Linked DNA regions of Mus musculus: region 2 is linked to region 1. The links are chromatin loops, found by intact Hi-C in ENCODE. Cell type or tissue: left cerebral cortex. All regions are shown on one strand. Each heading gives the region's core, and the rest is flanking DNA. Links, peaks and the distances in the headings are about the cores only. Region 1 overlaps Atf1 (activating transcription factor 1). Region 2 holds the start of Mettl7a1 (methyltransferase like 7A1).

The links. Peaks named below come from ENCODE experiments on the same cell type or tissue, not always from the same donor. Only the 100,000 strongest peaks of a DNase experiment are listed, where the experiment ranks them.
Region 2: a loop joins it to region 1, with 2.3 times the contacts of the local background. A loop is called at or near these places in 5 of 42 quality-filtered maps.

What each region holds. Positions count from the first base shown.
Region 1 is chr15:100,228,353-100,244,289 of GRCm38, reverse strand. It overlaps Atf1 (activating transcription factor 1), which reads right to left. Exons shown (of 7, transcript NM_007497.3): 2 at 11,459-11,557. The coding sequence starts at 11,551. Among named protein-coding and RNA genes, the nearest start is that of Atf1, 8.5 kb to the right of the region's middle. In left cerebral cortex, for the core only: a CTCF peak has its summit at 10,374 (motif pointing left); DNase peaks (open chromatin) are centred at 6,131, 6,437 and 8,464; H3K27ac peaks cover 2,532 bases.
Region 2 is chr15:100,294,013-100,309,949 of GRCm38, reverse strand. Mettl7a1 (methyltransferase like 7A1) reads right to left here and starts at 5,133. Exons shown (of 2, transcript NM_027334.3): 1 at 4,606-5,133. The coding sequence starts at 5,103. It also overlaps the pseudogene Gm33666. In left cerebral cortex, for the core only: no CTCF peak of the experiment used is centred there; DNase peaks (open chromatin) are centred at 5,138, 5,670, 6,309 and 8,090; H3K4me3 peaks cover 2,527 bases; H3K27ac peaks cover 2,510 bases.

The sequences.
Region 1 (15,937 bases), core at 4,006-12,005:
TATTCAGAGAAATCCTGTCTCGAAAAAACCAAAAAAAAGAAAAAACAAAAAAACAAAAAAAAAAAAACCCAGGAAAACTACACAGGTGAGGCCTTAAAGCCACCAATACGTTCACATTAATATACTGGTAAGAAGAGATCAGAAGACAAGAGCCAAGCCAGCAAGCTGCCTCAGGATAGTAGTGAAGGCGGTGGTAGTGGGAAGGGCAAGCTGCTGCATCAGAGGCTGCCTCAAGGACAGAAGTTAGGTGGTGGAGGTGACAGGTAGGGGTCAACACAAACATACAAATTTAAGAATGTAGGAGTTGGGCTGGAGAGATGGCTCAGCGGTTAAGAGCACTGACTGCTATTCCGAAGGTCCTGAGTTCAATTCCCAGCAACCACATGGTGGCTCACAACCATCTGTGATGAGATCCAATGTCCTCTTCTGGTGTGTCTGAAGACAGCGACAATGTACTCACATAAATAAATAAATCTTAAAAACAAAAACATAGGAGTCGGCACTGTCTCACCTCACAATGAACCAATGTATATATGGCACTTTACCTGGCACACACAAGTAAATATTAACTATTCTTCAAATTTTAAAACCAAGTTTTAAGTTGGACAGGATGTCTCTGTGTAGTACTGGCTATCCTGGAACCTGCTATGTAGGCCACACACTTGCCTGGAACTCACAGAGCTCTGCCTGCCTCTGCCTCCAGAGTGCTGGATTAAAGGTGTGTGTGAGCCACCATAATCTCTGAGACTATTTAATTTTTTTTTAAATTTCATGTGCATCGATGTTTTGCCTGCATGCATGCCTGTGTGGGGTGCTAGATCCCTTGGAATAGGAGTTAGACAGTTGTGAGCTGCCATGTGGGTGCTGGGAATTGAACTCAGGTTCTCTGAAAAAATACCCAGTGCTCTTAACTGCTGAGCCATCTCTCCAACCCCTATTTTTAACTTTTTTTTTTTTAAGATTTATTTATTTATTATATGTAAGTACACTGTAGCTGTCTTCAGACACTCTAGAAGAAGGAGTCAGATCTTGTTAGAATGGTTGTGAGCCACCATGTGGTTGCTGGGATTTTAACTCAGGACCTTTGGAAGAGCAGTCGGTGCTCTTAACCGCTAAGCCATCTCTCCAGCCCAATTTTTAACTCTTAAAATGATCTAAAATACCTACCATTTCCCTAAAACTGGATTATGACACCTGACTTTGCTTTGGGCCTTGTCTGCTGTCTATAGCTTCCCTCAGACATCTCGCAGGCAGCACACTTGCGTGGGGCTTGTCTCACCTTTAATCGTCCCCTTCAATGAATGATTCTAGCCTATGGCAGCTTATTCCTGTGACTCCAGAACTCAGAAAGCTCGGAGACTATCATTTTGAGGCCAGAAACCCCGTTTCAAAAAGAAAACAACCCCCAGTGTCTCCTGAGTTCACAGAGAACCTTATGAGTCACCCTTTCTTTCTCTCAGCAGATCTACAACTGATGGCCAACTAGTGACACCCAGATGACTGTCACATTCACGACTCAGGTATCGAAGGATGTTCCAGCCCCTCCCTACTACCTCCCACCACAGGGTATCACTATGTAGCCTGGCTGTCTTGGAACTCACTACATAGACCAGCTTGGTCTCGAACTACAGAGATCTACCTGCCTCTGCTTCCGGAGTGCTGGGATTAAAGGCTACTGAGCCAGTCCTTATGTTCTGTTTCTAATCCTACCTTCAGCTACAGTCTGTCCCTTTCTAGGTTTTCTTCAGGTTCTCTCACTAAACTCGTAAGAAAATAATTTCTAAAGTTAAGACACTAAATATTTCTCCTTATGACACAAACAGGAGGAAAAAAAATTTTTTTTTTGGTTTTTTGAGACAGGGTTTCTCTGTGTAGCCCTAGCCGTCCTGGAACTCATGCTGTACACCAGGCTGGCCTCAAACTCAGAAATTTGCCTGCCTCTGCTTCCCAAATGCTGGGATTAAAGGCGTGTGCCACCACTGCCCGGTAGGAGAAGAAATCTTAAAATATATATGCAGGTACCACCAGTCTCACACAGAACACAGCTGCCCTCAGCCTTGTGTCACTCAGCAGGAAGAGCTTCAACTCATCTCAGCTACACAGCCAGCCTCTGGTTCAAAACACATAGAACAAAAACACTCCTCTGACAGCACTGGCAGTCACCGTGTGCTCAGAAAGAAGAGAGGCTGCAACACCCTGACACAGCAGCTCACCTGCCAGCCTTGCATCCAGAAGGTAAAACTGGGAAAGCAGAGAAGAGAGCTCTCTACTGGTAAGAGGGAGGTAGGCACAGTCTGAACTTCAGAGATAGCCCTGCATCGGAAGGGAGGTACCGACCTTCCTATGCTGCTAAGACTCAGGGCTCTTTCATGCAAGTACCACTGAGATAAAGAGGTCTTTCCGTACATTTCTTTTCTGGCCAGGCATGATGGCATAGGCCTGTAATCCCCAAACCTAGCAGAATTGCACACGATTTCCGGTCCAAGGGCAGCCTGAGCTGCACAGTGACATCCTGCCTACAAAACCTTTTTATTTCTCAACCTTCTAAAGCATAAACTGTCTGCCCACATACAATGTCTTCTAATGGCACTGCAGTGGATCAGGAATTCTACAATGCACCTTTTCCACTTGCTCACTTGGACTGTAGCCTAACTTCTAGTTCCTAGTGCCACACTACAGCAGTAGAGTATAAGCTCCCCAATTCTCAGGGTAACCTCTCTGAAATTGTCTGCACGCAGGGGTGACTTACAAAAGACCGAGCTTGGCTCAGGTTAGACAGGTTAGAAAGTTAAGACCTCCAGAGCTAATAGCAAACACACACAGGTTAAAAAAGTTACAAGCCGGGCGTGGTGGCGAACGTCTTTAATCCAAGCACTCAGGAGGCAGAGGCAGGTGGATTTCTGAGTTTAAGGCCAGCCTGGTATACAAAGTGAGTGCCGGGACAGCCAAAGCTACACAGAAACCCTGTCTCGAAAAATAAAACAAAACAAAAAAACAACAAAAAAAAAAGTTACATATACACGTTTCACTGTATGGCACTGACACCTGCTTAAAAATTGTCTGAAAAGGAAACCTTTAAAAAAAAAGTTTCAAAGAACATACTGGGGGCTAGTGGGGAAGGAGAGACGCAGAATAAAATCATCTTGTTTTCAGTCATGGAGAAAGCATGTGAGGACTACGAGAGGCCAAAGCAGAGCCAAGGAGACAGACTTGACTCCCAGTTTTGAGCAATCAATGACAACTCTTGTTCTAGACTCTTTCTAAGCCTATCTGTATAGTGAGCAGCTTCTAGAAATACAGTTATCTCCCTGGAACTAAACAATTCCCAACAGTTGTTTTTAAAGCTTAATGGCCAGTAAGCAATAACGCACCTAGAATGAGAAGCAGAAGACTAGGCAGCAGAATCAGACCCAGAAGGGAGACTGCCACCATCAGACACCGATTACCAAACACTTACACTTGATGTAGAGGAGAGCTGGTGCCGGAAAGGACTTCCTAAGAGATGTTAAACCATGTGGAGTAGAACTGAGCCAAGTGGCGCACTGTCTCCAAAATACCACAAAGATGAGCAGTAAGTATGCTAACCAAGCCCCGAGAGGCACAGAGTCTATGATCTAGGGTGTACATGCTTGTTCATCAGGACTGACCAAGCATTAGGCCCATCCCAAAGAACCTGCCTCTAATGGGCAGCTCAAGCGAAAGCAACATAGATCATAACCAATGTGAAGTCCTGGCTAACATAAATTTCCCGGTTCTCTTCTTGAGAAAAGCATACTTCTGCCAAATGGGCAAGCTGACTCCAGGTAACAACTATTTAAAAAGAACAAAATGGGTGATGTTAAATAATAATTCTAGGTAAGGTTGGACAGCCAAGGCTACACAGAAAAACCTTGTCTCAAAAAAAAAAAAAACCAAAAAAAAACCAAAAAAAAAACAGCAACAAAGGAAAGAAAGAAAGAAAGAATTCAGGCAGTGTGTTTATTATTGCATAAATCTCCCATCTACCTAAGTAGCAAATTTAAGTGTAACCCGGGCCGGGACCTAAAAGACATTTAGGGATGACATGGTCTAAAAACCATGTAACAAACAAAACAGCAATAACAGACATGATATATACCTTTAATCCCAGCACTTGAGAGGCAGATGTCTGAGTTCGAGGCCAGCCTGGTCTACAAAGCCAGTTCCAGGACAGCCAGGGCTACACAGAGAACCTTGTCCTGAAAAACTAAACAAAACACCAAGACAAACTAACCAACCAACCAACCAACCAACCAAGCCCTCTTTCAAGCTGTAGGCCATAGCTGTCCAAGTCTCCCAAAACATACAGCCTGCTGTCCTTGGCTACCCCCACCTACCTCCCCCCATCCCCCCACCAGTCTCTACAGCTGAAGACACCATGCACTTTAAAAATGAGGCCCTAAACCCGGGAAGTGGTGGCACACGCCTTTAATCCCAGTGCTTGGGAGGCAGAGGCAGGAGGATTTCTGAGTTTGAGGCCAGCCTGGTCTACAGAGTGAGTTCCAGAACAGCCAGGGCTACACAGAGAAACCCTGTCTCGAAAAAAATAAAAATAAATAAAAAGAGGCCCTAAACTGCATCTGTCATGAAAGCCCATCCCTGAAGTTTAGCTTTGACACCAAAAGGCCCCATGCAGCAAGCTTCCAAAGGAGGAAAGCAACAACAGTCCTGCCCAGCAAGGACGGCTGTGAACTACATCAATGACCAGGGTGAGGCTGCATGCAGTAGTCGCACACATCGTAACCAACAGCTCTCTAATTTGACTTAAGACCCACTCAACAATAGGGAAACCATGCCTGATACTGAAAACCTAGCTAACTACTCAGTGCTAGGAAGTTATGGTTACTGGAGGAAAGTCTAAAACCACTAATTTACTAAGCTAGCATAATCCCTAACAATCTATAAACATGTGTCCTCACACCCATAGGTAAGTATAGTCTCCACCTTTCATCAAGGAAACTTCGCTTCTTGATAGACAGAGACCACTATAGAAAACTACAACCTATTAGAGTGTAGAGTTGTGGAACCCAGTCCCAAAAACTCCCACACCTAAGGTTTAGGGAGCATTGCAGAAGAGGAGGTGGGGAAAATTTAAGAGCCAGGCGATCAGGTGTTTGCTGAGATTTTCTCCTAGTAATATCAGAAGCCACACACAGTCTCACCAACACGACTGAACAAGGAAGACACCAATGGACGTGCCACAGTGGCCAGGGAAAAACACACAAGGCCTCAGCCCTACACAGAACTACAGGTAACAGGAAAGCTGGAATCGGAGTGAGGGGGCAGCAGGCACACACATGGGGCAGTGACACACGCAGGGGAAATACCCATATACACAAAAACAACAGCATTCTAAGAAGCTGGATAATGGAATGTCTCTAGAAGTCAGAAAAGTGAAACTTAAAGATAGATTTGAAATCTAAATAATCACTATTTTGACATCAGCAAATGATAAAGGATTGGAGAATTGAAAGATAAGGAAGAAGTTTTAGAGCTAAGGAACAAAAGGACAAGCACAAAATACAAGAGGTGTGGAGGTCACAGTGAGAGGGAAGACTGTGAAGTAGGAAAGAAAGTGAGGACTGTGGGACATGAGGAAGAACAGCTGCGACTCCGGTGCCTGCTGAAGCCTCAGAGCATCAGAGACCCAGTGTAATTAACATCTGGTGTGAAGGCTGCCAACATAAAGACAGTTCTTTCTCAGATTTTCACCCCCAAGACAGGCTATCTCTGTGTAGCTGTCCTCACACTCAAAGAGATCCACCTGCCTCTGCCACCTGAGCACTGGGATTAAAGGTGTGGGGCACCACTGCCCACTCATGGATACATACTTTAGTAAGAAGATTAAGACAGCAGTGGGCCAGTTGTAAGCTGAATGTACATACCTCAAGTGGGAAACTGTTATAGTGGGTTCATCCTAACTTTCTGTCTGGACTTCTGCCTTTTTGTAATCCTGCCAGGTGGCCCTTGGGGTCCTTACATAATCACCCCTACATTTCTTAGCAGCCCTCTAAACGCTAACTCTCCTCTCACATTCAGGCCACTACTGAGTACTGTAAAGACAACGAGCAGGACTCTCGGCAGCTGCACCCACATCTCTAGATTCTTGTTCTTGTCTCAGAGCATCATCACAGAGCTTTAAAAAACCCATTAAACATTTTTTGTTTATTTTTAAAACTAAGCCAGGTCAGGCTTGGCAGCAAGTGCTTTTACTAGCTAAACCATCTTGCTGGCCCTTAAGAATCTTTTTTTAGTAAACTACACTGCATTATATTAACTAATCCTGAAATGTTTTTTCCTCTGATAACACAAAAATCAAGCTTTATTTAGTGGAAGCCTGTAAGAACTCAGGCTGCAGAGCTGGGTGGGCAGCAGCATGGACAAACACCAATCCATATGCTCAAGAGGCCTAATGACTCATCTATGAAATGAAAAGAACTCCAAAATTAAAAATAACAAAAGTGGCAAAACAGCTAAAAAGGAAGATGATGATAAAAGCAGATGAAGCAGAGCGTCTGCGCCACATCCCAACAATCTCAGATCTTAAGGGGCTCCAGTGAGGGGGCCAGAAACTTCAGGCTAGCCTGGACAGCTTTCAAGGTCAGTCTGTACAAAGTGACTTCCAGCTAGTGATGTACAGTAAGCACTCAACAGGAAGAGCAGCCGAAGGAGAAACAACGCTAGGTTTAGTAACAGGCCACTTATTCCAACAGCAACTATAGAAGAAAGCTGGGGACAAGGCTAGAAGCTTGCACCTGCCAATCTAAGAGCACACATACTTTATAACACAACTACAACCACAGGACTTGTATGTAAAGAGGGGTTAGATCATATTGCTCCATGTGACAGAACAACTGACAGGCTCTGAGACTGGTTGGGAAACATCAGAAACCTGAAGTGTGGGGCAGCAGCAAACGAGAGGAACTAGAGCAACTCAGCACAAAGGAGGGCACAGGACTCCCTGCTCCCTGTCAGGATGATGTCTCATCTAAAGTAAGCGGGAGATGGGCAGAAGGAAAACGGCAGTTCTACCTATAGAAGCCACAGTTCTTAAAAGTCTCGAGTCAGTTGGGACATGTGGTTCCATGGTGACTCGACTCTTCCAATGTGACCCGTGAGCACTGCAGAGGAAGGTCTGTTTTGTTACTCATATGACTCAAGAGGACAATGGCTAAGAGCCATCTTAAAAGACAACTTATTGTTTTAAAAACTACTACTTTGGAGGCCTGAAAACAAGGAAAACTCACTAGTCAGAGACTCTGAGGCTTACAGCCACAAGCCACAGAGCAGCAGGCAGCCCAACTCCGGAGCCACCTATCTTATCCACACTGGGATTCTTACCAGGAACTCTAGGAATTCTGAAGCTGAGTTAGGTGGAGTCCTTGACATGAGCAGACCCCACCTCTAGCTGCATGTTTTTTTTTTTTTTTGGTTGTTGTTGTTTTTTAAAATTTATTTATTATTATATGTAAGTACACTGTAGCTGTCTTCAGATGCACCAGAAGAGGGCGTCAGATCTCATTACAGATGGTTGTGAGCCACCATATGGTTGCTGGGACTTGAACTCAGGACCTTTGGAAGAGCAGTCGGTGCTCTTAACCACTGAGCCATCTCTCCAGCCCTAGCTGTATGTTTAATCTGCACTGGGATCTGAAGACTGAGCAATTTCAATGCTGTTGCTTCTTCCACTCCCCAACGGAAACAGCACTGACTTAGACATCACCCACCAGAGACAGAGGTGGGAACTGGAGTGTCTTAGGCATAGAAAAACCTGCCTTGCACACAGGCAACCAAACTAAGTGTAACCAGGGGAGATTCCTGATAGAGTGAAGATAGCTCAGCACACAGCTACAAAAGACAAGAGGATGCTAACTTCAGTCCATGTCCCTACCAGCACACTGTAGAGCCAGAGCACCCAGAGGGCTGCTCTAAGGACCGGTCTACTCGCCCCACTCCAGGTTTTCCTCTATTATGTCTAGTACTGTTTGTTTATTTTGAGACTGGTTCTCACTTCTTAGCTTGGCTGGCCAGGAACCTGCTTTGTAGTACAGGCTGGCCTTGAACTTACAGAGATCCACCTGCCTCTGCCTCCCAAGTGCCAGGATTGAAGGTGTTCAACCACCATGCCCAGCTTTTAAAAAAAACCTCTGAATTCCAATTATTTTGTTTTTGTGTATGTTTGGCTGGATTATGTATGTACACTTTGTACATACTGTTACCCCATAAGTCAGAAGAAGGCACAGAGTCCCTGGACTGGTTATAGATGGTGGTGAGCCACTGTGCAGTGCTGAGAACCAAATCTGGATCCCTGCAAGAGCAGCAAATGCTTTTAACCACTGAGTCATCTCTCCAGCGCAAGTAAGATTTTTAAGTGCTTCAATGTTTTTATGGTCATCTATTTATATACAGTTTTCATTTTTAAAAAACTTTTAAAAATTATTTTTACTTTATTTTAAATGTCTAAGTGTTTTGCCTGCATGCAAGAGCAGCCGGATGGAGCCAGCCCTCCAGCCCCCACAGCCTACTCCCTGTGCTGTCAGCTCCTTACGTTTTCTCCCTAGCACGGCTTTCTCTCACCCTTCTGCAGGACCCTGCTTCCTTTTATTTCCCTCTCTGCCTTTATGATTTCTTCACTTCATTCACCTTTTCTCTCACTAACAACTTTAACCTGACAGGTCACTGCACACCAGGCATTTGTTATTCCTTAGCAGTTTTTATCCTATGTTTTTTAGTGTTATAGACGGCTTCAACTGATTTTAAAGACATTTCTCTTTATCTTTAAAAGAGTGGGTGAGTGTAACACTACTGTGGTTTGTTTTCTGAGTACGACCACAGAGCTCTCCAAAAGATGTTATTACAAGATTGCGGGGGGTGGGGTGGGGTGGGGTGGGGGGTGTAGCTAGACAGATGGCTCAAAAGTTAAGAATACTATCTGTGGCTCGGCAGTAGTGGCGCACGCCTTTAATCCCAGTACTCGGGAGGCAGAGGCAGGTGGATTTCTGAGTTCGAGGCCAGCCTGGTCTACAAAGTGAGTTCCAGGACAGCCAGGGCTATACAGAGAAACCCTGTCTCAAAAAACAAAAACCAACCAAACAAACAAACAAAAAAAGTGGAATAGATCTATCAATAACCAGATGAGCCATCACAATACAACCACTGAGAAAACCATAAAATGAATGGAAATGTAACATCTATAAGACTTACCTCAAGTATTGAACTTAAGACTAAATCCCTAAAACAACTGCTTCGAAGACGATACAAAAAAGCAGACAAATGAAGTAAACCTGGGCAGATGTGTACCACACATCCATTTTTTTGTTTGTTTTTTTGAGTCAGGGTTTCTCTGTGTAGCCCTGGCTGTCCTGGGACTCACTCTGTAGACCAGGCTGGCCTTGAACTCAAGAAATCCACCTGCCTCTGCCTCCCGAGTGCTGGGATTAAAGGCGTAAACGATCCTGTCTTAGGTACTTGTGCTGTTGCTGTGACAAAATGCTCAACAAATCACAATTAAGGGCAAACAGAAGGTTGCTAAGGGATTCACTGCCTCACTCACGGCAGGATCATGCTGGGCTTACAACCTCTAACTCCTGGGATACAAGGCCACCTCAGGCCTCCATGGGCACCTGTACACACACCCACAAACATACATAGACACACATACACACATGCAAATAAACACACATAGACACACAAACACATCTTAGCTGCTATCTCAGTATCTGAAGGCTGAGACAGGAGGGTCGCCAGTTTGAGGCCACCCTGTGCAACACAGCAATGCTTTTGTCAAAATGAAAACAAAACCTTAAAGCTACAGCTCAGTGGTCAGGTGCCTGCCCAACACCCTGGGCCCTGGATCAATCACTGGGTAAAGGGGAACAGAGGGGAGAGGAGAGGAGAGGAGAGGAAAAGAGGGGGGGGGGGGGGATGAGCAACTCTATAAGCCCAAACCACCGCAGACAAGTCATTCTTAGCTCCTTTTGTGAGCAGAACTTCTTGAGGAAAGGCAGTGAGGTAGCCCCCAGGTAAAACCATGTGTCACCAAGCCTGAGTTCAATCCTTAGGACTCACTTGACAGAAAGAGAGCCAACTCCCAGAAGCTGCACTCTGATCTACACAACTGTGCTGGGGCAGTGTACCCACCACAAAATAAATAACGTAAGTATCAAAAAACAAATGTCTCAGAGCTAGATAGATGGGCCAGAGATTAAAAGTGCTCACTGTGGGGCTGGAGATATGGCTCAGCGGTTAAAAGCACTGACTGCTCTTCCAAAGGTCCTAAGTTCAAATTCCAGCAACCATCCAAAATGAGATCTGATGCCCTCTTCTGGTGTGTCTGAAGACAGCTACAGTGTACTTATTTATAATAATAAATAAATCTTTGGGCAGAATGGAGTGGGGCCGACTGGAGCGAGCAGAGGTCCTAAGTTTCAATTCCCAGCAACCACATGAAGGCAGCTCACAACCTTCACTGTAGCTTGTAGTACAGCTACAATGCACTCATATACATTAAATAAATAAAGTGCTCACTCTTCTTGCAGGGGATTATGTTCTGTGTCTAGCACCTATATGGTGGCTCCCAAAGACCTGTAACTACAGCTCCAGTGTCCTCTGGACCTCATGGGCACCTCTACACACAAAGGTATGCACACATACACATAAATAACAGACTATTCTTGTCTGTAGTGGTTATAATATTATCTATCACATAAAATGAACCATTGCTTCTAGGGAACTACGCTGCCTTCCAAGTATATTCACTGGCCAGTACACTACACTACCAGGTTCTAAGATTCAAGATACCTCTTTGATATATAGTTAACGCACTGTCAGTAGTAAGTAGCATTACAGCTCATTTCTGTTATCTGACACAGGTATTTTTTCCATATGGCACATCACAGCCTTCCTGGACTTAGAGGACAAGTAAGCCAAAAATTATCAGTAGCACCAAATGCACAAACTAGAAAGCAGAAAGGACATTTACATATGAATGGTCAAATCAAAACTCAAGATCTGTTATCCCCGACTGAACTCACACCCCAGGAATCTCATCTACACCAAGACTACTTACTCAAAACAGACACTGCCCCAGAATTCCCGGATGCACGGCTCTGCTTTTGTCCTTCTCCCTCTTCTGTTTTCCATTCTCCACTAGCCTACCTTCATGTTCACTGATTCTTTGTCAACTATATCAAGTCTGATAAGCCCTAACGCCTGGCTCTTTTTTTTTTTTCTTTTGGTTTTAGGAGAAAGAGTCTTTTCAGCTTTCTACGAACTAGGTAGAAGCCAGAAGTTGCCCCATAATTTTAGTTTCTATTAAAATTTATATTCATAACTCCTAAGTTTACATTTTCAGTCTGAACATGCCTACCTGTCAACTAAGCTGAAAACTAATCTGTGAACACCAACAGCCAGCTCAGTGCTCTGCTAGCTCCTGCTTTACCTGATGTACTATCTGAGAAACGTGAGGCCCCGCAACGGTTGAACCAGGCTGAGATGCAGTCTCTGTCGTGTTACTCTTGTGGGAATCTTCCATAATCAACTGAAAGGAAAAAAAGCCAGTTAGAAAAAGCCAGCTGAGCCCGGCGTGGTGGTGCACGCCTTTAATCCCAGCACTTGGGAGGCAGAGGCAGGCGGATTTCTGAGTTTGAGGCCAGCCTGCTCTACAAAGTGAGTTCCAGGACAGCCATGGCTATACAGAGAAACCCTGTCTCAAAAACCAAACTAAAGAAAACAAAAGAAACCGACAAATGACAAAATAAAGGATGCCAGTTGCTACAGAACGTGATTGCTACTACAGAGCTCCCCTTATTTTGGAATTTTTTGAGACAGGATCGACCTGTCCTTGGGTCTCCTGAACCCACTGTGTAGATCAGCTGTCCTTGAACAGAGGTCCACCAGCTCCTTCCTCCCCAGTGCTGGAATTAAAGAAATGAGTCACCAGCCTGGCTTATCTTACCATTTTTCAAAGTACAGTTCCGTTGTGTTGACTATATTGACAGCTGAACAACCAACCTCTAGACTTTTCTACGTCCGATAGTAACTGTCTTTTTCCTCCAGGAGCACCAGCAACTCCTGTTTCTACTACTAACTCCTGTGACTAGACACTCCCACAAGGTGAGCGAGTCCTTCTGTGGCTGCCTAACTTCATTTGGCACAAGAGCCCAATTCAGCCGGGCGTGGTGGCGCACGCCTTTAATCCCAGCACTTGGGAGGCAGAGGCAGGTGGATTTCTGAGTTCAAGGCCAGCCTGGTCTACAAAGTGAGTTCCAGGACAGCCAAGAGTATACAGAGAAACCCTGTCTCGAAAAACAAAAAACAAAACAAAACAAACAAACAAAAAAAAGCCCAATTCAACCATAGCTCCTGTCAGGGTTTCCATGGTTTGAAGTCTGAACAACACTCCCTGGAATGTACTTCCATTGTTTACCCCCATCTACTGACAAATAGTTGGGTTGCTTCAGTCTCCCGACTGCTGTGAATAGTTGAGCCATAAACATGGATAACGATTATCTCGTAAAGACCTGCTTTTGCCAGGCCTAGTGGCAAAGGTTCATCTCTAGGTGAGTGTGGTTCTCAACCTTCCTAATGCTGCAGCCCTTTAACACATACCTCATGTGACCCCAACCATAAAACTATTTTTTTTGTTACTTCATAATAATTTTGCTGTTATAAATTGTAAATATCTGACCATGCAGGCTATCTAATTCTGGACCCCTGTGAAGGTTGAGAACTGCTGTCTTACAAGTTTATAGGTAGCCTGGTTTACAGAAGTCCCAGGATAGCTAGGGCTGGCTACACTCAAGACCCTGTCTTGAAAGAACAAAGAAAAAAAGAGCTTGCTTTCCATTTTCTTTGTATGTGTAGCCTAGAGAGCTGCTAAATCATCAGTTATTCTGTTGTCCATCTGAAGTACTAATTTTAATGGCATCCAGCCGGGTTTACTGTCCTAGCAGAACATAAGAATTCTAGCTGCAACTCGGGAGGCAGAGGCAAGAGGATTTCTGAGTTCGAGGCCAGCCTGGTCTACAAAGTGAGTTCCAGGACAGCCAGGGCTATACTACAGAAAAACCCTGTCTCAAAAAACCAAAAAAAAAAAAAAAAAAAAAAAATTCTAGCCGCAGTTCCTCCCATCCTTACCAGCACTTGCTGTTTTTTTCTGTTTTCATAGTAAGCTTTCTAATAAGAACAAGGTGGCTTTGGCTTTCTCCCCACTGACTAATGACATTAGCCCTTTTTCTCCAACACTGAAAACATGTCAGGAAGCAAAAAGTTGAGATTTTTTTTGTTTTTGGAAACAGGGTTTCTCTGCATAGCCCTGGCTGTTCCTGGAATTCACTCTGTAGACCAGGCTGGGTTTGAACTCAAAGGATCCACCTGCCTCTTGCCTCCGTAGTGCTGGGATTAAAGGCATGTGCCACCCCTGCTGGACAAGTTAAGAATTCTTAATCATAAGCTAGAGAGATGGCTTAGTGGGTTGAGAACACTGGCTGCTCTTTGAGAGGACTTGGGTTTGACTTCCCAGCACCTATAAAGTGGCTCAAAACCATATACAACTCCAGGGGATCTACTGGCTTCCAGAGGAACACATAGCACACAGGCACATTTGAAGGCAAAACATCCATACACATAAAATACTTTTTTAGCCGGGCGTGGTGGAACACACCTTTAATCCCAGCACTCAGGAGGCAGAGGCAGTCGGATTTCTGAGTTCCAGGCCAGCCAGGGCTACACAGAGAAACCGTTTTGAAAAAACAGAAACAAACACCACCCCCCCCCAATTCAATCAAACAAACAAACAAACAAACACCTTTTTCTCACTATAAGCAACAAACTGTACCTGTTCTGTTTTACTGAATTATCAACTGCAAATACACTTAAAAACAAACAAACTTATTTTATAAGCATGGGTGTTTTGCCTGCATGTGTGTAGGGTGTAGGGGTACAGGATTACCCAGGAGCTAGTTACAGGCAGTTGTGAGCTGCCATGAGAATGCTGCGACTTGAACCCAGGTCTTCTTCTGAAGAGCAGCCAGTCTCCCCATTCCTAAAATTTTAAATCTGGCTGAGGTTTTTGTTTTGTTTTTTAGACAGGATTTTAAAGCCCAGGCTGCCTCTGCCTCCTGAGTGCTAAGAAAAAGGCCATAGGTATGTCCTACCATGCTTGACTGAAGTCTGCTTTTCTTTTTTTTAAAGATTTTAATTATTATTACAAATTAAGTACACTGTAGCTGTCTTCAGACACACCAGATGAGGGCATCAGATGTCATCAAGAATGGTTGTGAGCCACCATATGGCCACCAGAACCTGAACTCAGGACCTTTGGAAGAGCAGTCAGTACTCTTACCCACTGAGCATCTTGCCAGCCCTAAAGTCTGCTTTTCAAAATGACACCTTTTTAAACAAAATACACTATCTGAGTACATTTTCTATAAAAACAATTAAGTTCCAAGTAGCAGCTATCATAATATGATGCACAGTTGGGCAGAATCAGGAAGGCAATGAAATGCAGTCCAAATGCATCACCAACAAGATGCTGGAAACGGAGAAGTCCGCAGGCTATGGATGGCTGTCACACACAAGGCAAGGCACTGCCCTCCTAGGACAGGGTCTTCTATAGCCCAGATTGGCCTCAAAACCTGATACATAGCAGAGGGTGACCTTTCTTGAACTTGACTCTCCAGACATCCCCGCTTGCCTCAATTAAGCAGAACCTGCCAACACACCCAGGTCCTCTACAGAGCAGGCTACATCCCTAGCCCAAGGCAAGGTGCTTTTAATAAATCCTACAAAGAAAGCGACTTTCTACGTGAAATATCAAGAGAAGAGATTTGTTTTTGTGGTGATGAGACCTAAAGAAACTGTATTTACTTCAGATCTCACATTAGGATGCAAAAACCCAGAAGCTAGGCTGTGTCCACCACCATTCCTGGCCCAGCAATACCTCTTACTGCCATTCCTTACTGTACCAAGTCCTGTGGTTTTCTTTCCTTCCTGGGTGAGGGGTAGGAGGTTGGTTTGGTCTTTAGAGCCTCTGCCGCCTGAGCTGGGGTTAAAGGCTTGTGCCACTACGCCTGGATCAGGTCCTATTTTAATACATTTGTCTTGCCTGGCTCGTTATCTCTGAATTACTTAACAGCTATGTTTACTAGCCTGCCTGTTTCTCCCAGCTTTAAGCTCTCTAAAGGCAGTGCCTGTCTGCAGTAAAGTGTGCTCAGTGACCAGCAGACTGTCACGAGTGAACAGTAAATATCAATAAATATCAAGTACAGAGACTTCTCAGCTGGTGAGTGAGGAAAAGGCGTCTTAGCTTCCTTCCTTGAAAAAGATGTTGAAGGTCTGGAGAAATGGCTCAACAGTTAAGAGCACTGACTGCTCTTCCAGAGGTCTGAGTTCAATTCCCAGCAACCACATGGTGGCTCACAACCATCTGTAATGAGATCTGACTCCCTCTTCTGGAGTGTCTGAAGACAGCTACAGTGTACTCATATAAGAAAAACAAAAAAACAAACAAAAAATCCTAACATAAGCCGTGTTCGAAGCCAACCTGGACTATGTATGTATGTATGTATGTATGTATGTGTGTGTGTATGTATATATAAATTTATTTAAGGCCAGTTTGGTAAGCCCTGTCTCAGGCAAAACTAAAAACGCTATAATAAACCGGACCCGGCGACCGCGTCTGGAAGTCCTGCACCATGAACTCTTCGCAACAAATCCCGTCTCAAAAAGAAAAGGCGGCTACCGAGACTCTTTTAAGTTTCTATCATAACTTAGGCGGCCAGCGGCGAGACTCCCGGAAGGAGAGGAACGCCGTGCCCCGCCACAGGGCGGGTTGCCTCGGTTTTCCCAGTCATGGAGGCGGGAGCCCAAGGCCGCGGCGTCTGCAGCCTGCCGGAGGCCGCCGCTCGGCTTTTCTTCC
Region 2 (15,937 bases), core at 3,187-11,186, 66 kb before region 1:
TACACACACACACATACACACACACACACACACATCCATACTTACATATGTGTATGGAGCAAAAGACCAAGCACTAGTGCAGAAAGAAATCACTCCTTCTGGATGAAAAATGAGCTCCAACCCTTACTGCATAGAGAAAGAAAAGGCTTCTATACTTTTAATGCTAAATGAATTAAACCCAAGTCTGTAAGAAGAAAGGTTTGTTCCTTTAATAAGACTAAGCCTGCCTTTCTAAAATAAATAAATAAATAAATAAATAAAATCTGTTCTGCCCCATGGTAAGGAGAAGCCTGCCTGCTCCTTCTCCTCTCTGTAGCTTCTCCTTTTCTCCTTCCCTCTGCAGTCTGCATATTGCTCTTTAAATATTTGTATTCGTGTTATAATTTCTAAGATACTCCACTTTACATTCTCCTTCTACTCTTGCTCTCTCCTCCTGCTCTGACTTGACAATGCTCTGCTCCCCTCATTCCCAATGCTCGCTCTCCAATGTTCTATTTCCCAATGTGATCTTCCCAGCCTTTGGTACCTTTTCTAGGATAGTAGACCTCATGGTTTTTCCAAGCATCCCTCTTTTACAAAAGTTCACTAGAAGTTCAAACATAAATTGAATAAGAAGTTTACAACAGAGAATGTTTACATGCATATCCATTAAGAGTAATTATCTGGGGCTGGAGAGATGGCTCAGTGATTAAGAGCACTGACTGCTCTTCCAGATGTCCTGAGTTTAATTCCCAACAACCACATAATGGCTCACAACCGTCTTTACAGCTACAGTGTACTCATATGCATTAAATAAATAATTAATTTAAAAAGGACTTAATAGCAGTCCTATTATAAAAGAGCTTAATAATTACTAATATACTTTTAGGAATTCTTATAGGATCATCATTAAGAATTAGGAAATCATCTATTTGTCTATATAGCATCACTGCAAGATATCTTCATTTTTCTGCAGAGATCTGCTCAAAGTGGGTGGGCTAATACCTAGTGATTATTATATATGTTTAATAACAGGAAAAGCATATTAATGGCAGGAATCTTTCCTAAAATGAAATTCTCCTGGGCCTTGCCTGAAGAAGCAAATCAATGGCTTTAACAGTCCATGGCAGAACCATCTCAGGAAGATCACCTGCTAGTGTTTAGCTTCTCCTGGATGGCTCCTGGCATTGAAACTTTAAAAAAACAAACAAACAAAACACGAACCTTTTAATTCACTAACAAATTGTTCCCAGGCACTGGCTGCAAGTCTCTGTAGACACCAGAGCTGCATGTAGAAGGAATGGAGGAATCTATAGGAGCCACTTCCTAGACTGAATGGAGTTGTTTTAAAGATTGCATTATTTCATTACTATGCACCACCACTGCCCTATGAGCGCTGTCACTCTTAAGAGGAATCAATCTGACTTGATATGCAGAACACATAGGTCATGAAATAATGCTATTTCAAAGCATTATTAAACAGCCTCTGGGCATTTTCTAATAAAGAAAGAAACCCATCCCTTTTTGGTAAGCTCCCTTTTCAAGCCACTCTAGTCCTGGCTACCCAAAGGTGGAGAGTTTTGAGACAGAATTCAGATTTAGAGATGCAGTTACCACAAAGAAAGCAGATAAATTTAAGTAAGACATATGTTTATGAGCTTGTGAGATGCTTGGCGGTTAAGAGCGCTGACTGCTTTTCCAAAGGTCCTGAGTTCACATCCCAGCAACCACATGGTGGCTCACAATATGACGCCCTCTTCCGGTGTGTGTGAAGACAGCTACAGTGTACTTACATGTAATAATAAATAGATCTTTGGGAAGGTGGGGGAGGGGGAACAGAGGGAGCTCTGAGTGGGTGTCAAGATTTGGAAATCTGTGTAGCTAAAAACACAGGGTGCATGAGACAGCTGAGGAGGATATAACATGGAACGAGAGATGAGGAAGGGACCCTCAGCATCTAGGGAGCAAAGAGGTGGAAATGTTGAAGAGCCTGACCTTGGTGGAGTGTGGTGGTGCTTGAGACCTGAGGAAGAGCAGACAGTGGCTTACAACCACCTGTAATGAGGTCTGGTGCCCTCTAGTGGTAAGTCCGAAGACGGCTACAGTGTACTTATATATACTAATAAATAAATCTTTGGGCAGGAGCGAGCAGGGACTGAGTGAGCAGGCCGACCGGAGCGAGTAATCTCTCCAGCCCTGGCTGTATATTTCTTATCATCTTTGAATCTGCAACCTCCTTCCAAAATCGTAAACCTCGGCTTCAGGAGACTGTGGGAAGGTTAACTGCAGCTGTCACCACGCCCTGGCTCTATGAGGCTAAGGGAGACAGCCCAGGGCATCATCTGTGAGATTAGCAATCGCTTAAAGAAGCACCTGGCAAAGCCCCAGTTGCCAGGCAGAGGAGGAAGGGATCCAGGTTGGGCCCCAAGACTCTGTCCCTTTCTTAATTTTGGTTTGCTTTATTGTGTTTTAAAGATTGGGTTGGGGGGACTTGCTATGTAGTCCAGGGTGGACTCTGACTTGAGACTCCCCCTGTTTGTTCCCCTCCCCCAGCACCAAGACTCTGGGTGTGTACCCCACTCCAGGTGTGGCTATGGGTGTGGCTATGGGTGTGTACACCCCAGGCCAGGCTAAAGATCTTTACCTACTAGTTGTTAACTGGTCTGTCATTGCATTGGAGAGACAGTGCTAAGCCTTTGATGCATCTGAGGCTTTCTTCCCAGGAAACTACAAGAGAGTGTGTGTGTGTGTGTGTGTGTGTGTGTGTGTGTGCCTGTATGTGTGTGTGCATGTGTGTGAGAGAGAGTGAGAGGTGTGAGTGTGTGTGTGTGTGGAGGTATGAGTATGTATGTGAGTGTGTGTGTGTGTGCGTGTGTGTGTGTGTGTGCCTGTATGTGTGTGTGCATGTGTGTGAGAGAGAGTGAGAGGTGTGAGTGTGTGTGTGTGTGGAGGTATGAGTATGTATGTGAGTGTGTGTGTGTGTGAGAGTATATGTATGTATGTGAGAGAGTGTGAGTGTGTATGACAGTGTGTGAGTGTGTATGTGTGTATGTATGACTGTATTATGTGGGAGTGTGCATATGTGTCAGTGTCACCTCCCTACAAGTTCTCAAATCAATAAGCTGAAACATTAAGATTATCACACTTCAAGTTCAGCTTTGTTCAAAACAAACCCATTTAACCTGATAGTCACAAGTACAAAGAATTTCTTCAGACTACTAGAAAGGCTCAAAGTGGCTGTTGCTCTTGGCTGCACAGAGTTCAGCTCCCTGGCTGTAACCCCTGTTCCTACCTTTGTCGTGAACAGGTTAACATTATTTCCTCCGCACCTTTCTCTTTTCTAGCCTGGAGAGATCAGTCGTCTTGAATGCTTTGTTTGTTTGTTGTTTCTTTCTGTTGGGTGGATTTTTTTAAAGTTTTTGTTTGTTTTGATTTCTGATAAGATTTTCCTATATAATTCAGGCTGGCCTTGATCTCCGTGTATAGCCCAGGCTTGCCTTCGCATCCTTCTCACCCTCTGAGATCCTGAGACTGTCAGTGGGTTTCTATGTGTGGTTTGCCACACCCAGCTCTTGATGTTTGTAATTGTTACAGAGTTCCTGAGGGTGATAAGCTCCCATCCACACATGGTCTCTTTCCAGTTTGCAGTACTGCAAATGCTTCTTTAATGATCATCCTTGGGGGGGTGGGGGAGGGGGTGCTGGAGACATGGTTAAGAGCACTGACTCCTCTTTCAGAGGTTCTGAGTTCAAATCCCAGCAACCACATGGTGGCTCACAACCATCTGTAATGCTATCCAATGCCCTCTTCTGATGTGTCTGAGGACAGCTACAAGTGTACTCACATACATAAAACAAATAAATCTTAAGAGAGAGAGAGAGAGAAAGAGAGCACCCTTGGGTGGACGTGTTTTACATATGTGTAGCTATAGATGAATCTCTAATAGAGATAGTGCATTCACTTGATGTTTTGATGTTTCTCAATGAGGCTTCCAAGCCCCTTCCTGTATGAGGGGGTCCTTACCAGATACCCCCTCCCTGCCCCCAGCACTATAGACTGTGAGTCTCTGAGACTGTCCGAAGCAAACACGGCCTTACAGTCTGTCTCATGATTGTCTGCTTTAGTTTATACTCTGGTTCCTGCCCAGTTGCTCATCTTTTTCCCTGACCCATTTCAAAACACAGAACCAGTATCCTTAGTGACCTGTAAATTTTGCTTGTTTTATTTTGGAGACATGGTCTCTGTGCATCGCTGGCAACCGAGCCCTCGAGCTTCCAGAGATCCACCTGCCTCTGCTTCCCATTGCCTGCCGGGACTTGGAAGGTTTTTTTTTGTTTGTTTGAATGAGTGGGTGACCCCTCAGCTGTTTCTGGGAGCTTCTTTACCAAGTTTGACATCTAAACTCTCCACAGGCTCTTCCCCCTTTGGCAGTTTAGAACTTTCTAGATTCTGATTTGTCAGCCCTTACTCTCTTTTGCAAAATTCTTCTGGAGTCATTTGGTATTTTTGTTTTGTTTTGCTTTGTTGTTTGTTTGTTTGTTTGTTTTGGTTTAGAATCCACCCGAAACTGATAGGAGCACCCTCACTCCTAGCTGCAGCTAGCCAGTCCTCACTCCTGCCACTCACCGGCTTCAGCACTCGGCACACCTCACGCAGAATCTTCTCCTGGTTCTTCACCGAGCACAGCACCAGGGTGCAGACCACCACGTCCACAGAGCCATCGGTCACCTGGTGCATGTCCTCCCCGGCTGCCACCACGAAGCGCTCGAACTGCAGCTGCCGGTTCTCTGCGACGCTCTTGAACAAGAACTTCTCGAAGTTGGGGTTGGGGTCGATACAAGTGACCCTGCACCCGGGGGGATAGAACTTGAAGTTGGCTCCGGTGCCGCAGCCCACCTCCAGCAGAGTCAGCTTCCCCGAGGGGCCGGCGAACTCCTGCAGATTGCTGAAGAGCTCCCGCTTTTGGCTCGCCATCTGCTCATTGTACATCACGGAGAATCGCTTCAGGAAGTAGGGAAAGCACTTTTTGCATACCCAGCTCCACAAGCCTAGAAGGTTCAGCAGAAACATGGGAAGCGCCAGGGTACAGACCACCAGCCGCAGGGCCAGGACGGCAAGCGTCATCTTTGCGAGTAGAGGAGAAAGGGCTACTGCTTCCCCAGAAGTGTCTCCTGGGGAAGGAGAGCGCAGGCTCCTGGCCTCGCTCCAGAGCCAATCAGAGAGGAAGGAGGCGCCGGCTGAGCGGGGGGGGGGGGGGGGGGGGGGGGGGGGGAACCAAAATAGCAGAGCCGGGTAGGGCTCCGATTGCGGCCTGACTCCCACACCGTCCATCCCACCCCCACCCTAACCCCACCGGCCGGCTAGCAGTTGGCCGGCTCAGTGATCCAAGACTGCCACCTTCCCCCCCCACCCCCCATCCCTTTGGAAGGTTGCAGCCTGAACCCTGACCCTGGTCCTGCCTGGCTTTGTTTGGGTCTGGAGGCTGCAGCTAGTTTCCGGCCGCGGTTGGCTAGTGCACAGTGTGTACTTTCGCATCACCCACCCAAGCCTTTTTTAGGAAGAGGAGCAGGTCAGCGCACCAGGGAAGATGGCAGCCGAGACCCCTTTTCATCGCAGGCTTATTCTTCCCTTCTCCTCTTCCCACCACACACCGCCCCAAAACCTGTTTTTGTGTAAAGGAAGTGAAAGGAAACCCTGCCAAGACTCACCCAACAGTTTCTCAGTTCCCATTCTGAACTGAGCCTTTCATAAGTTAATTATTCATCTGAAGGATCTTTGCTGTGTCACTGTTTTGAGCTGTTTGACAGTTTAAAACGCAACTGCCAATCTTATGCTTGGTTATTATGTAACTCCGCCCATTTAAAGTAGAGGTGCTCAGGATAGTCCCCGTTTGGCTTCTGATGGGCTTTATAAAATAGCTTCAATCTCCAGTCTTTTTGGTTGGGGTTTTTTTCTGGGTCTTGCTCCTTAGCCCCAGCCGGCCTTGAATTCTCTTGATCCCTCTGCGACTTCTCAAGCAGCGCTGAGATGGCAGATCTCTGTCACAATGCCCAGCTGCACTGATTTCGGGAATTGTTTTTTGAGTCATAAATTCACAAAGAAGATAAATTACTTTTTAAATTGTTTGCTTCCATATTTCACATATGGTCTTACAGGTGGTAATCGAGTTAAGAACTGTCAACGTGATTCTATGATTCTACATAAGACTTGAGTGCTTTTGATGTGTGAATGACAGTGGGAACAGACATAACTAGAAGATTTAGGAAACTATTCAGAATCTTCAGCGAGTCAGATCAAGAAAGTCACTGCTGGTTTCCAGAGGAGATGGACCTGAGGCTAGCATAGCCATCTGATATTCATATCAGGTGTCGGCAGCATGCAGAGGGGAAAAACTCATATCCTGAAACAGGAGTGGTAGGCACTGGCTGAGCTGGGTTCTGTTTTAATTCTTGTATTTGGAGGTAGAATAGGTGATACTGAGGGGTTTACACAAGCCAGGGAAATACTCTGTCACTGATCCCTAATCCAAAAAGAGGTGTGTATGAAGGTTTTAATGTCTACTCATATTTAATATACCCTACACATATGCTAAAGTCTACTCATATTTTATATACCCTACACGTGTTACAAATACAACAGCCTGGCCTGGTGGCACACAGCTTAATCCCAGAACTGACAGAGGCAGGCAGATGTTATGAGTTCAAGGTTAGCCTAGCATGTACAGTGAGTTCCACAGTACTCCTCTCAGGACTATAGAAGAGAGAGACCTGTCAAAAAAAACCCAACCAACCAGGAACATTACACCAACTATTCCACATGTGTGTGTGCACACATGGGTGTACTGGAGTACATGCATATATGTGTAGAGGCAGAATGTTTTAATTTCTCCACCTTAATTTTTTCCCCCTCCACCCCCCCAAACTTTTGCTCCGGCCCCACTCACTCTGGCCCATAGGGTTTTTGTTGTTGTTGTTTTGGTTGTTTTGTTTTGTTTGTTTCTCATTAAGCATGGTTGTGAGCCATCATGTGGTTGCTGGGATTTGAATTCATGACCTCTGGAAGAGCAGTCAGTGCTCTTAACCACTGAGCCATCTCACCAGCCCTCATTTTTTTTTTTTAATAAAAATGTATTTACTTAGACTCGTTCAGAATATTAACAAAACAGTTGCATGTTTTAAAAAAAATTTTTTTCATTACAGAATGGTATTCAGCTAATAGAACAACACTAATTCTCAGATGAGCTGCATCAGACAACTGGAGATGGGGGATAAACTACACCAAAACAAAAACAAAACAAAAACAAAAAACTACACCAAAAAACAAAAAACAAAAACAACTGCTTTGGGGGCTGGAGAGATGGCTCATCGGTTAACAGCATTGACTGCTCTTCCGAAGGTCCTGAGTTCAAATCCCAGCAACCACATGGTGGCTCACAACCATCCGTAATGAGATCTGACACCCTCTTCTGGTACGTCTGAAGACAGCTACAGTGTACTTACATATAATAAATAAATAAATCTTAAAAAAACAAAAAACAAACAAAAAACAAACAAAAGAAAAACCACAACTGCTTTAAATTTCCACATCAATTTACAACCCCTAAACTGCACCAGGTGAAGTTAGTGGCTGTTGAAATACCACCAGGACAGGGCTGTTTGAAGACACTTTTGGTAGTGTAGTTAATTACACACAAGAAAGACGCCGTATAGTTAAAAAAAAAAAAAAAAAAAAATCCATGGCCTTCCATTGCAATTTTTTCTTTAAACGGGGTTAGTTGTGTATAGGAGACTTAAATACTTTATAGACAAGGAAAAAAACTGTGCTAGAACCACCTTCATCCTCACCTCATCATCAGCCTTGGCCTCCTCTTCCTCGGCTTCTCCCTCACCCTCTTCATCCTCCTCCTCATCTTCCTCTCCCCTTTCTCTTGCTCCTTTCAGCCGTGACCACCCCCACCTCTCCCCGTTTCTTCAGCATCAGCAGGGGACAAGCCAGGACCATCTTTGCTTTGGGAGCGGGACTCGGAACAGAACAAGAAGTGGGCAGAAGGAAGCCGCTTGGGTGCGTTGGCTCCTTGATCTTCTTTTTGGTCTCCTCTTTGCGGCCATGTAGGCGTTCATTTCTCTTTCGTAATGAGTCTTGTCCGCCTTTGCCATGTCTTCAGATTTCTCCTCCTCTTCAGCAGACATGGTCCCCGCCTCTCTGAGTTCTTAGAGAACACTGTGGAGCTGAGGCATTGGCACAAACATCCAGGTGCCGCCCCTTCTCCAAGTTCCAGCAACTTTGCACAAAGATGCGTATGAGGGACATTTTGCCTCTTGACTTCTTTGGCTGTGCTCAGAGGATTTTCCTCCGCGAGGCACAGGGTCACCCAGTACCCGACCGGCTCTTACCTTCCACCCCCACACTGGCTGTCTCTGTGGAGCGCAATGAACCACAACGTCTGTGTGAATGGGAGCCAGCTATTGTTGTTGGGGTTTTTTTGTTTTGTTTTGTTTTTGGTATTTTTGTGACAGAGTCTCACTCTGCAGCCCTAAGTATCCTGGAGCTACCAGGCTGCCCTCGAACTTACAGAGATCCACCTCTCTCTGCCTCCCAAGTGCTGGGATTAAAGGAGTATGCTACTGTGCATACCTCCTGATTATTATTATTTTTTTTTTAGTCTTACATGTTTGGGTGTTTTCTCTATGTGTGTGCACCACGTGAGTGCCTGGTGCCTGCAGAGCCAGACAAGGGCATCGGGTCCCCTAGGACTAGAGTTCCAGGCAGCTGTGAGCCCTTGGCAAGAGCAGCAAATGCCCTTAACCTCTGAATGGCCTCTCCAGCCCCTACTAGATCCATTTTTTTTTTTTTAAGTTTTTTTTTTTTTTTTTTAGTTTTTTGAGACAGGGTTTCTCTTTATAGCTCTGGCTGTCCTGGAGCTCACTTTGTAGACCAGGCTGGCCTCGAACTCAGAAATCCGCCTGCCTCTGCCTCCCGAGTGCTGGGATTAAAGGCGTGCGCCACCACGCCCGGCTAGATCCATTTTTTTAAGAAGATCTCTGAGAGTAGAAGTTGACCTAAAGTTTACCTGTTTCGTGTGTATAGTTAACATTTGAGGTGTGAATGCATCCCGTGAAGCTATGTCAGCAGGAACACAGTATGTCATTCTCTGAGTGTCCTTTTGCTCTTTCTTGCTCTCCCTCCTCCTTCCTCCCTCCTCCCAGAACAACTGTGGCTCGTTTTCTCAACTAATTTCACATATGTAGATCATACAGTAGTGTCTTCCCCACCTGACTCTGACTCAGCACATTTGCCTTGGAGAAGAGAGGAGGCCTCCATAGCACGAATACAGAAGAGAACTTAGACAGTGGTAACATTTATGTTAAGTTGTGTGTGCACGAGTGCACATGAGTGAGTGCACATGCCAAGGGCCCTAGAACAAGGACAAGTTTAGCGGTGGGTCCTCTCCTCCCACCTTGCTGAGGAGGGGCTCTCTTGTTTCTACAGACCAGCTGACTTACTGGCTTTCGTGCAGTTCTGTCTTTGCTTCCCACATGACTGTAGGAGCGCTGGAATTCAGGTGTTGTAGTGCAGCTCAGTGCAGGGTCATCCAGGTCACGGGGTGCAAGGCTAGAGGCAGGTACCCACTGAGCCCTCCGGCTTCATTTTCACTACCCCTGCCCCACATTAGTTTTTAAGCAGTCGACAGATCAGGGGCCATTTTACTGCTTCACTACTTGTCTCACCCATCGGTTTTTCTTATCACTTGCTGATATGTGACTGGGTTATTTCCAGTTTGGAGCTATGAAAAAATTAAGCTATTAGGAGGCTGGGCCTGGTGGCACTGCCTATAAGCCTAACAGGGCAGGGACAGGGGCAGGGGCATCTTGAATTCAAGGTCAGTCTGTTTCATACAGTGAGTCTATGCCAGCCAGAGTTACATAGTGAGACCCTATCTCAAACAACAACAAAAGAACCGCTTCTACTACCGTGTGTCTGTGCCTCTGTGTCTGTGCCTGGGAGTGGGGGGACGTATGAGTGTGCATGTGTATGTGCATGTGTGTGCACTCATGTGTATACATGTGTGTGCATGTGTATGTGTTTGTGTGTGGGAATATGTGCATGCCCACATATACAATTACATTAGCTACTTTTCTATTGTTGTGATAAAGCACCATGAGCAAGGCCACTTATGACAAAAGAGCATTGAATTGGGTGTACAGTTCCCAGAGGGGTAGAGTCCGTGATGGCTGAGCAACGGCCTGGTGAGAATGAAGGTGTCATGGCAGCAGGAGCAGCTGAGAACTCACACCTCAGACGGCAAGCAGGGGACAGAGGGACTTCCGAGCCCACCTCCAGTGTCACACTGCCTTCAAGACATATAGCCCTGGCTGTCCTAGAATCCAGCAGATCCAGCTGTCCTGGAACTGACAAGAGACCTGTCTACTTCTGCCTCCTGCGTGCTGAGGTTAAGGATATGTGTCACCGCGCAGTCATAGGACCACACCTTGTTATCCTCCCTAAGCACACACCAAATGTAGACTGTACTGACTGGCTTTGTGTGTCCACTTGACACAAGCTGAAGTTATCACCAAGAAAGGAGCCTCCCTTGAGAAAATGCCTCCATAAGAGCTAGCTGTAAGGCATTTTCTTAATTAGTGATCAATGGTTAGAGGGCCCATTGTGGGTGGTGCCATCCCTGGGCTGGCAGTCTTGGGTTCTGTAAGAGAGCAGGCTGAGCAAGCCAGAGGAAGCAAGCCAGTAAGAACATCCCTCCATGGCCTCTGCATCAGCTCCTGCTTTCTGACCTGCTTGAGTTCCAGTCCTGACTTCCTTTGGTGATGAACAGCAATGTGGAAGTGTAAGCTGAATAAACCCTTTCCTCCCCAACTTGCTTCTTGATCATGATGTTTGTGCAGGAATAGAAACCCTGATTAAGTAAGACAGGACCAAGTATTCGAATGCCTGAGACATGGGGCCCAAGTGTGAAGGTCAGGGGATGACTTGTGAGAGTCCATTCTCTGGGCTCTAAGTCAGGTTGTCAGGGCTGGGTGCCAAGTGCTTTTACCTGCTAAGCTGTCTTGCTGTCACACCCCTAATTGTATTGTTTTGTTTCTGAGATGTAGTCTCTCCTAGCCCAGGCTAACCTCAAGCTTTGCTTGTAACTAAGAATGAGCTTAGACTTCTGGTCTCCCTGCTGCCACCTCTGGAGTGCTGGGATTGTGGGTATCAACGCCGGGATTTGTACACAAAAAACTAGGCAAGCACTAGGCAAGCACTCTCTCAACTGAGATAAGGACTTTTACATAGATTTAGCAAGGGGGTGGACGTGGAGAAGGGGTTATTCATTTTAAAAGGCTCAGGAAAGAACAAGACAGGTCCGAGACACACTTCAGTGTCTTAGAATAAGTCCTTCATGTGGTTCTGATGAACTAGACTCCACCTCTCAAAGGGTTGCTAGGAAACTGGGTTTTGTTTTGTTTTCTTCCTTTCCCACTTTTTTGAAGATGGCTCTGGGGGTGTCTAGAAAAGGATGATAAGCAGTCTTCGTTATGTTTCATTGCTGTGCTGAGACACCTTGACCAGGGCAGCTCACAGAAGAAAGAATTTATTTACAGTTGTGGAGGGTGAGCCCATCCTCACAGCAGGGAGATGGAGGGAGGAGACAGACATGGTGCTGGAGCAGGAGCTAAGAGCTCACTCACATCTCACCCACAAGCAGGGGGGAGGGAGGGAGGAGGAGGAGGAGAGGAGAGGGAGGATAAAAGTAAGAGAGCTGACTGGTAAAGAGGTGGGATGTTGAAACCTCAAAACCCACCCCCAGTGGCACGCCTCTTCCAGCAAGGCCACACCTACTAATCCTTCCCAAACAGTTTCACCAACTGGGGACCAAGTATTCAAATAAATGGCGCCTGTGGGGGCGGTTCTCACTGAAACCACCATATAACCTGGTAAGATAAAACCACGAAAAGAGCTGGAGATGTCGGTGACTAAGTCTTTTTTGAGGGGGTGGGGAGAGGCAAACTAAGAGAGACTGTGTGTGTGGATGTGGTGTGTGTGTGTGTGTGTGTGTGTGTAGGGCTGGACTTAAAGGGGTGTGCCACCACACCTGGCTGGTGGCTAAATCTTAAGAAGCCATTGAATAAGTAGAACTATGAGACCCAGGGCTGTACAAAGGCCTTAATGCAAAGGCATGCTTCTGTTATTGTTTCTGTTTCTGCTTAGTTTTTACTGAAAATGAAGTAAGCCAGGGTTGTTGCTAGTGAACACCAAGGATACACCAGAGATCTGCCTGTGCCCACCATCTTGAGCCATAGTTGTGGCAAGTACACCCACACCCAGATTCTTTTTTTTTTTCCATATAAAGCAATTCCAAAGTTTATTAGCCATAGAAAAAACTGATTTCTCAAAGTCAATTCTTATTCTCTGTAAAATAATACACGTGAACAGAAAATCACTACACTTTTGGTACAAGATATGTTGGGTTTTTTTTCCTCCTTCTTCTTCAGATGACAGATGGATGTAGCCCAATCTAAGATCACGTGTACTTGCCCCAAATGTGTAGCATAAATACAGAAGCGATGAACAGAAGACTCATCACCAGCACTGGGACAGGGCCCCCTTTGAGCCCTGGGGAATCTTCCGTGTAGATTCGCCACATCCCCCCAGTCCCTGCAGAGGTGGTGCGGCCTGCGCTCCGGGTCCCACAGCTGGCATTTTTTCTCTGCCGGACAGTGGATCCTGCAGCCCGTGTGGCCACCGCTTTGCTGGAAGAGCGGCCAGAGGAGCCCACGTTGGTGCCACTGGGCGTTGGACCCGCAATGCTGATGCCTAAGAACAGTGGGCACAGGAGGCAGGAAGAGGGACGTCGGGGACACCCAGATTCTTATATTAGTATTGTTTTAATATGATTTTGGAGGTTAAACTTGGGTCCTCAAGTTTACAAGGCCAGCACATTGCCAACTGAACTCTCTTCCCAGGCCTGTCTCAAGACAGGGTTCCTTCTTTTTCTCTCTTCTTTTTTGGTTGTGAGTCTAGCCTTTAGCAGCCGAGCCATCTTTCCAGCCCTCACCCCCTTTTAAGTTTTTAACTTTTTATTTTTATTTACTTAAGTATTTTTTATTTAACTATTTTTAAATGATTTTTTAAAGGTTTATTTATTTTGTGTGAGTACACTGTCACTGTCTTCAGACACTAGAAGATGGCATTGGATCCTATTACAGATGGTTGTGAGCCACCATTTGGTTGCTAGGAATTGAACTCAGGACCTCTGGAAGAACAGTCAGTGCTCTTAACTGCTGAGACATCTCTCTAGTCCTTATTTAACCATTTTAAAGTATATTTTAAAAATAGTGTGTGTGCACAAGGGCACACGTGTGTGCATATGCACATATGGGTGCATGTACCCAGAGAGGCCAGAAGAAGGGGGCATCAACTCCTCTGTCAATTGAGCTACTTTCTCAACTCTTTTCAATATTTTAAGTTCTTGAAGATTGTGTGTGTGTGTGTGTGTGTGTGTGTGTGTGTGTGTGTGTAGAACACAGGCATACATGCCAGGATACATGTGTAGAGGTCAGAGGACAACTGTGGGAGTCACTTGTCTCCTTTACTACGTGGGTCCCAGGGATCATAATCAGGCTGTCATGGTCTTGGCTGCAAACACCTGCTGAGCTATCTCACTGGCTCTCCACTCTAAAAGTTGTATTTGTCATACCATGATGTGCACATACATGAAGCATAACAACAATTCTGTACTCAAACACCACTATATATTTACTCTCTGAGGCCTCTACTTGCATGTTAGGGTATTAAGATGATGCCTGGTGTGCTAGCTCACATCTAATAAGCCCAACAATTGGAAGGCTGGGGTAGGAGGATCAGGAGTTCAAGGCCAGCCAGAGCCGCTAAGGCCCAGCTTCAACAATGACAACACATTATAATACATTATTTGTTGGGCACCAGGCGTGGGGAAATAAAGGGATGGGAGAGACCCACCTGAGCTCTGAGACACGGGGCGGGCAGAGACTACCCCGCTGCCGGGTGGGTGTCTGGCTGTGGGAAGCCATGGGACCCCAGTCCGTGGGGGTGGGGAGGGAGCAGTCCAGGGTCCCTGGGCCTCACAGAGGCCAAAGAGGAAAGTTTCTCAATCTCAGACATCCCAGACACCGCTGTGTCGCAGAAGAGCTGAGAACGAGCTGGGGGGCCCCGGGGGCAGCTTGGTCAGCTCTGGGCTGAAGGAAGAAGGGGCAGGAGGGAAAAGTGCTGGGTGGTTTCCCCCGAGGGTGAGAGTCCTTGGTCCAGTCTGGTGCCTGGAAACGCTGGGAGGCCTTCCTGTGGGAGATTAGACGAGGCTCTTTAGGGGGAGGCCTATTCCATTGCTCCAGCACAGCTGGTTTTAATGAGCAGAGATGGACCATGGTTTTAGAGCTTTATTGTAGAAAAGCAGAGAGAGAGGAGAATAAAGAAGCAGAGGTGACCATAGCCAGGTGGAGAGAGGGGAGAGGGAGCACAAGAGAAGGGGGGAGAGGGAGCAAGAGAGAGAGAGAGAGAGAGCGAGGAGAGCGAGAGAGAGCAGAGGGGCCAAGCAGCCTCTTTTTTTTTTTTTTTTTTTTTTTAGAAACATACTTTTTTTTTAACTTTTTTTTTTTAAGATTTATTTACTACATGTAAGTACACTGTAGCTGTCTTCAGACACACCAGAAGAGGGCGTCAGATCTCGTTACAGATGGTTGTGAGCCACCATGTGGTTGCTGGGATTTGAACTCTGGACCTTCGGAAGAGCAGTCGGGTGCTCTTACCCACTGAGCCATCTCACCAGCCCCCAAAAGCAGCCCCTTTTATAGTGGGCTGGGCTACCTGGCTATAGCCAGGTATTTGGGGGGTGGGGGGGGGGGCGGGTGGAGTCCAGCCAGAATACCAGGAGCTTGGTACATTGCCTATGTGATTGATGGCCACAGGATGATGGGAGTTGAGGGCTCATGGGGTCAGGTGCCTGTGTCTGGGGGCGTAGCTTACGGTTCCATCCCTTGTAGAATTTTCTACTGGATCTCCAGAGTAAGCCTCCCCGGGCCAGATCACAGACTGCCTTTCAGGTCCAACAGTTATTGTAGGTAATTATCCTGAGTCCATTTGTTTATGTTTGAGATAGGGTTTTGCTATATAGCCAGATAGGTTTATTTTTTTTTTAATTTTTTTGGTTTTTCGTGACAGGGGCCTTGTGGGCCACCACACCCAGCTGCAGCAATTTTATACCAATTGGAGTTGATTCATGTGTGACTGATGAGAAATGACAGGATTCCAAGTTTTGTCTATGAACTTACCTTTTCCAGTAAGTTTATATGCATCCATGCACTTTGTGGTAACAATAAGTAGTCTTTGTTAAGCTTGAATTGCTTATAGCATGTCTCTTAAGTCCAGGATGGTGGTCATCTCACCCAGTTTGTGTTTATTTGGAAAGGTTGTAGCTTTTTCTTTTCTTTTTTCTTTTCTTTTCTTTTCTTTTCTCTTTTCTTTTCTTTCCTCTTCTTTTTCTTTTCTTTTCTTTTCTTTCTCTTCTTTCACCCCACCTTCTTCTCTTCCCCCTCCTTTCACCTCTCCTCCTCTTGGATGGTGGCGCTGAACCCAGGGCCATGTGTGCTAAATAAGCAGTTTTCCACTGATCGGCACTCCAGTGCTCTGGTTTTTGTTCTTGTTCTTGTTTGGTTTTTTTCTTTCAAGATTTTCAAGATGTTCCGTTCTTCCTTTCTTCCCCTACAAGATGGCTGCTGAGAAACCTGCTGAGAGTCTAAAGAGACTTTTTTCCCTTGTAGTTTTTGAAATGTTTTTATCCTTTCTTTTTTTTTTTTAACAGGGTTTCTCTGAGTAGCCCTGGCTGTCCTGGAACTCACTCTGTAGACCAGGCTGGCCTTGAACTCAGAAATCCTCCTGCCTCTGCCTCCCAAATGCTGGGATCAAAGGTGTGCGCCACCACCGCTCG